2 separate regions of the Homo sapiens genome follow, and region 2 is linked to region 1. A link is a loop called in an ENCODE intact Hi-C map of the cell type or tissue named here. Cell type or tissue: dorsolateral prefrontal cortex. All regions are shown on one strand. Each heading gives the region's core, and the rest is flanking DNA. Links, peaks and the distances in the headings are about the cores only.

What was found. Hi-C counts contacts between places; a loop is a spot of excess contacts. Peaks named below come from ENCODE experiments on the same cell type or tissue, not always from the same donor. Only the 100,000 strongest peaks of a DNase experiment are listed, where the experiment ranks them.
Region 2: it touches region 1 in a loop (9-fold over the local background); 1 of 110 quality-filtered maps calls a loop at or near these places.

What each region holds. Positions count from the first base shown.
Region 1 is chr18:37,935,607-37,938,535 of GRCh38, forward strand. No RefSeq gene overlaps it. Among named protein-coding and RNA genes, the nearest start is that of MIR4318, 280 kb to the left of the region's middle. In dorsolateral prefrontal cortex, for the core only: no CTCF peak of the experiment used is centred there; no DNase peak of the experiment used is centred there; H3K27ac peaks cover 161 bases.
Region 2 is chr18:38,009,602-38,012,530 of GRCh38, forward strand. No RefSeq gene overlaps it. Among named protein-coding and RNA genes, the nearest start is that of MIR4318, 350 kb to the left of the region's middle. In dorsolateral prefrontal cortex, for the core only: no CTCF peak of the experiment used is centred there; no DNase peak of the experiment used is centred there; H3K27ac peaks cover 2,031 bases.

The DNA.
Region 1 (2,929 bases), core at 104-2,603:
TAAGGACACAGGTTGCAGGGTTAGATTTAAGTTAGAAAATCAATATTGCCACCCATAAACTATGTAATATTGGAAAATTTATTTGTCTTCATCTATAAAAATGATAATATTCTTTCATTAACAAATTATTGTGAGGATTCAATAAGTTAAATTACATAAACCACTCAGCACACTGGTGCCTCTTAAGCATTTAGCAAATAGTTGTTGACAAAGTTGTTGTTGGTGATATGCCATTATGGTATAGTTGTGATATTGTTATTAATATTGTTAAAGACCATATAATATGAGACTGGATTGGAATTTAGAAATTATATAATCTAAGCTGCTTGTTCCTGTGATTAGAAAACTGAGGCCAGAGAGGAACAATATTAGTCCATTCTCACATTGCTATAAAGAAATACCTGAAACTGGATGATTTGTGACGAAAAGAGGTTTAATTGGCTCACAGTTCCACAGGCTATAAGGAAGCATGATGCTGGCATCTGCTCAGGTTTTGGGAGGCATCAGGAAACTTACAATCATGGTGCAAGGCGAAGGGGGAATATGAACATCACATAGCCAGAGTAGGAGCAAGGGGACAAGGGGGAGGTGCTACACACTTTTAAATGATCAGATCTCATGAGAACTCACTCACTATTATTATTGCGAGGACAGTACCAAGTAGGATGCTGCTAAACCATTCATGTGAAACTGCCCCCATGATTTAGTCACCTCACACCAGGCTCCACCTCTACCATTGGGGATTACAATCCAACATGAGATTTGGGCAGGGACACAGATCCAAACCATATCAGGAACAGACTGTCCATTGATTATTTTGTCTTAAAAGAACAGTGTTCAAGCTTCAAAGCATATGTTCATAGTTACATGCATTATGTTGCAATTTAATACTGTATTTGCTACACATAGAGCAGATTTTCCCAGTGGAAGGAATAAAATGCTATTCTCTATTTAGCATGAAAGGTGACCCTTCTGAATTTCAGAGTTTCTTTTCCCCTCTATCTGGGTATGAACTTTTTCTTTAAAATATAGACCCTAAAAGGTGTCAGAGAGCAAGCCTCTTCCTACTCTGCTCTGACTGCATGCACGTTGCACAACGCATGTATTCTCACACAGTCACAAATGTGTAGATCAACCTTACTTAGAGAATGAAACATTTGACTTGATTACTAACTGTTCACCCTGGACTATGATCTCATCACTCCAATAGGTCAAAAGTTAAGTATATCTGACCTATTTTGATAATGTACTCATAGTTAATTCTCAACCAGTAGGTTAAATGTCTTACCCAGAAAATGCCAGCCTCCTGATCTGGAGGCCACTATAGCACACTAGTAAGCCCATCCCTTCTCTGTCATCAATTGTGGCACAAAACACTGTGCTGAGAGGAAGTTTCTATGGACGTTTGCAGATAGTAAGATAAAGAGAGATGAGATCTGGAATATGAAGAATAGAAGTTTTAAATGTTGAGGCTTTAAGAGGGAGAATTAGGGCCAGTGAAAGTGGATCTCCGTAGCCTTTGTTGCTTCAGCATACACAGATCCGTAATTGTGTTATATTTGCTATAGTATTCATCCTGTTTTCCACTGATGCACTTGGGTAGATTTTTAAGGTCAATGAGCTCTTGGATGTTGCTGCAATCACCACCCCTTCTCCCCCATCATTTCTTATTCCTTGACTTGGGGCTCCCTGGGTGTCTGCGGTTAAGTGCCTTAAGAGCTGCTGATTATTGTGATTTCCTTTAACCAGCTCGACAGATTCTCTGCTTTTCCATTTTTGATGTCAGCCCTAATGTGTTGGGCCAAACACGTTGGAACTTGTTAAGATTCTTCAAATAGCTTCTTTGTGCAGGAGAAATCACAACAGTGACAGGCCCTCTGCTCTATCTCCCCGGAGCTTTTATGCATGTGCTATGCCCCCTACAGTCCCCATCACTCTGTCTCACAGGCGAACTGACATTCAGAGCCAGAACCCAACACCAACAACACTTATTATTTTTTAAAACTTCATTTCTCTCTATATTTCCCCTTATTCCGATTCAAATGCTGAGCATAATAAAGTTGCCAAAACTCTCCCTCCATTGGAGTGAAAACCATTCATTTGTTGTCTCAATTTAAGATTCCTGACTCCAAATAGAAGGATATTCTCTGTGGACATAATGGGACATTTAGCAATTCATTCATTTTCTTCACATGCTACTTATTTAGGCACTCAGCGGTTGGCAGCTTTGATGTGGAGTGGTGAAATTATAAAGACATTACGTATCATAAAAATATAAATGAAAGAAAACACAGACCCTCTTTTATATCAGGCTAAATTGACTGCTGTCATATTAAGGGTATTTTGTTTTATAAATTATACCCGTTTCAAGGTATTCCCTTGCGTGAATTACTACTTTGTCTTTTATTTCTTTTTTCTTTTTTCAACAAAACAGGCTTCCTTTTTTACAATACATTGAGGTAAAGAACTATAGGAGCTCAAATTTTAAAATTAATGTATTTGGTACCAAACTTGATCTGGAATTCACAATATGGGGCCAGCAAGTCAGTCAAGTCCTGCATGATTTGCCAAATCATGTGTTGGACATAACAAAATGACTTTGGAATCAAATTAGATTTAGGGATTCCATTTTTCAACACTTGTTTTCTTGAAAAGGTTTCACAGGTATAGTGACTTCTTTAATATTTGCTCTACGAAGCTAAGAGTATTCTCCTAAACACATTAATAACCCTTCAATAATCCATTTTATGTCTGTCCACCATAAAAGTATTTAATCCTGTTCCCGGGCTTGCTCTCTGGACTTGCTGGGTAGGCATGGCCTTAGAGCAGATGGCAGCTCTAACGCAAAAGACAGAGTGGAGCTGCCTGCACCAGAATATCTCAGGAACCAGAGGTGGGGTTGGCCTGTTTGTTGCAACGGGTGAGGGGT
Region 2 (2,929 bases), core at 193-2,692, 74 kb after region 1:
GATGTCAGAGTTTGTGAACACAGCAGACAACATCCCTGTCCTCATGGAGTCTGCATTCTGGCAAGGACAGGCTGACAATTAACAACAAAAAAACCCCACATATATCAGCTTGTAAAAGTGTACTCTGGAGAACAATAAAGCAAGGGGAAAAGCAAGAGTGCAAATGACCAGAGGTGGATGCTTTTTAAATGGGGAGGCCAGAGAAGGTCCGTCTGAATAGGGAATATTCGATCAGATCTGAAGGAACTGAGCAGGTATGTTACATGAGATCTAAGTCAGGCTGGTTCCTGGCCAATATGAATTTTTCTCATACACTGTTCCCAACTATTAGTTATCTTCTTCCTTATGCAAATGTGGCTTTTTCTGCCCAGAATCTCCCCTCTCATCACTCATTTTGAGTCATCCCCTCCTTTGTTCAAGAACCCTCTTTGGTATTTACAGTTGATGTTCATTATTTGCAGATTCCATTTTTGCAAATTTCCGTACTTACTAACATTATTTGTAATGCCCAAATCAATACTCACGGTGTTTCCATGGTCATTTGAGAACATGGGCATGCAGAATGGAGAAAAATTTGAGTCACCCTATGTGTACTTTCCAGCAGAGGTTGAACAAAGAGATACTCTGCTTTCTTGCTTCAGCTCTCCTATGGTAAACAAGGGTCCTAGTTGTCATCTATTTGGTGTGACATTTTTCACATTTTTGTGCTTTTTAATGCTTTTTGGTGGTAATTTAGCTGTTTAAAATGGCTCTCAAACACAGTGCTAAATTGCTGTCTGATGTTCTGCAGCAAGTCAAGCAAGAAACCTGGGATGTACCTTCTGGTGAAAATAAGTGCATTAGGTAAGCTTCATTCAGGCATGAGTTATAATGCTGTTGGTTGTGAATTCAATGTTAATGAATCAATGAAATATATTAAATGAGGTATCTTAAACAGAAACATACATGAAAAAATGTTATATATTGATTAGTTGACAAAAATGTTGTGGCTAGGGGCTCACAGGAACCTAATCCTGTTTTTAGCCTAGGAGCAAAATGATTCTGTGTTTTTGTTAATTCAGTGCCAGTGCAGCGTTCCTGGTGACTTTATACAATTTTATACACCTGTGAGTAATGAGAATCAATGATATCTTCTAGGTCTTGTCTCTAAAATAATTTATTTTGAGGTACGTTACATTTTAGTACTTGATTATGCTCTAATTAATTATCTGCTACATTTGCTTCTGACCTCTTCTCTAATTGTTTTATACAGTGTTTTGGTCCATCATCACTTTGATCAGCTGTCAATTATTGAGCATCTACTATATTCCCAAAACGGGTTAGGGATTTTCATTGTCAGGACCCTGAAAAGTAGATATTTGGAAGCCATTTTACAAATTCAAACTCTGTCGCCCTGAGAGGTTAAGCGATTTGCCCAAGGTCACTGTGCAAATCATGCTAAGGAACCTGCATTTGCTCCCAGGTTTGCTTGACTCTGAAGCTTTTATGTTTTTGCACAGTTCTGGGTGCCTGAAATTCAGTGAGCTAAACTGAGCACTACACAAAGAAGACAGAAGGAGGGAGGGAAAGTCAAGGACAATTCATGCTTTGTGTTGGTTGGTAGCAAAGCTATTTTTCTCTCTGGAAGAAAGAGATGAAACTTCTGATATTCAAATGCTCACCCACCAGGCACCCTTCAGAACTCCCATCGATCAGCTGGCAAATGGACACATTTTAACGAGCACAATCACAACCAAGCAAGTTCTGGCAACAAAATATGCCTCCACTAATGATATTCAATTGTTCTAAGAAGACAAAATGGTCTGAAGTGTAATGAGATGCCAAACACACAAATGCACAAAACAGGCTGCTCATATTTAAGTCCTTATGTTTCTTGAAGTGAAAACTCATTTTAAGAAGATTATGGTGCATATATTATAAAATGGGATGATATTCTACATTCATGCCCCACTGGGGCCTTGACTGTATTAAAAAAATGAAAACAAAACCAACAACAACATTTTGTTCCCACACAAGTACTTTGCTAATAGGACATGTGATGTGTTAGTCATTTGTTTGGGTTATTTTTATTGCAGGCTTTCTAGATGCATTTACCCTTTGATATGCAGTGTATTCATGGAGTTTTTTTCAGCTGAGTTTCTGAGGGTTAGAATATTCTAGAAACAAGGGCAGAAGGTCAGGGCCATGGAAGAAAATTATAATTGATGAGGTGGGATAAGAGGGAGGAAAGGGAGGAAACAGGCTGGGATGATGTCTTCCCCACTCCTTCTGGTTAGAGTAAAGCAACGTCCACTGAGGCCATAGCCATAATTTTATCCTTGACCAAGTTCTATTTAACATGTGTATCAGTGGCAAAGATCCATGATTTCAAACACTTATTATAAGCAAAATCCTTTGTTCTAATGAAATCTTTCTAAGAAATGTAAACAAATAAAACATATAGGAATGGAAATAATATGGTTAAAGTGAGCATGATGTTTTCCAAACAATTTAGATCTCCTTTCTCCTCCTTCTCTTTTTTTTATTTAAATCAGTAACCCTGTGGGGGGCTTCTGAAAACCCCTAAGACCCCAGGAAACTGTGTGAAAATCACTGATTCAGATGAAGAAGTGAGATAGTTAAAGGTCCCAGAGAAAAGGACAGAATGGGAAAAGGAAGGGTATGTAAGGCAGGGAATGGAAAACATTGTATCTGTTTCATAAAGAGAAAGTAAATGGGGTTGGGGTGGTAACTCAGGAATTAATGAATGTAGGAAACATCCACCACTCCTAGAGCTGGTGGAAGGAAAGGGAGGAAGTGGTGTTATCAGAGTCCAAAAATACTGAGCAAAGGCCACATGGACGGTGCTGGAACCATGAAGAGGCTCCTGGCTGAAACCAGGGCTGCAGACACTTCTGCAGATGCCACAAGAGATTAAGGGAGAAGCAAA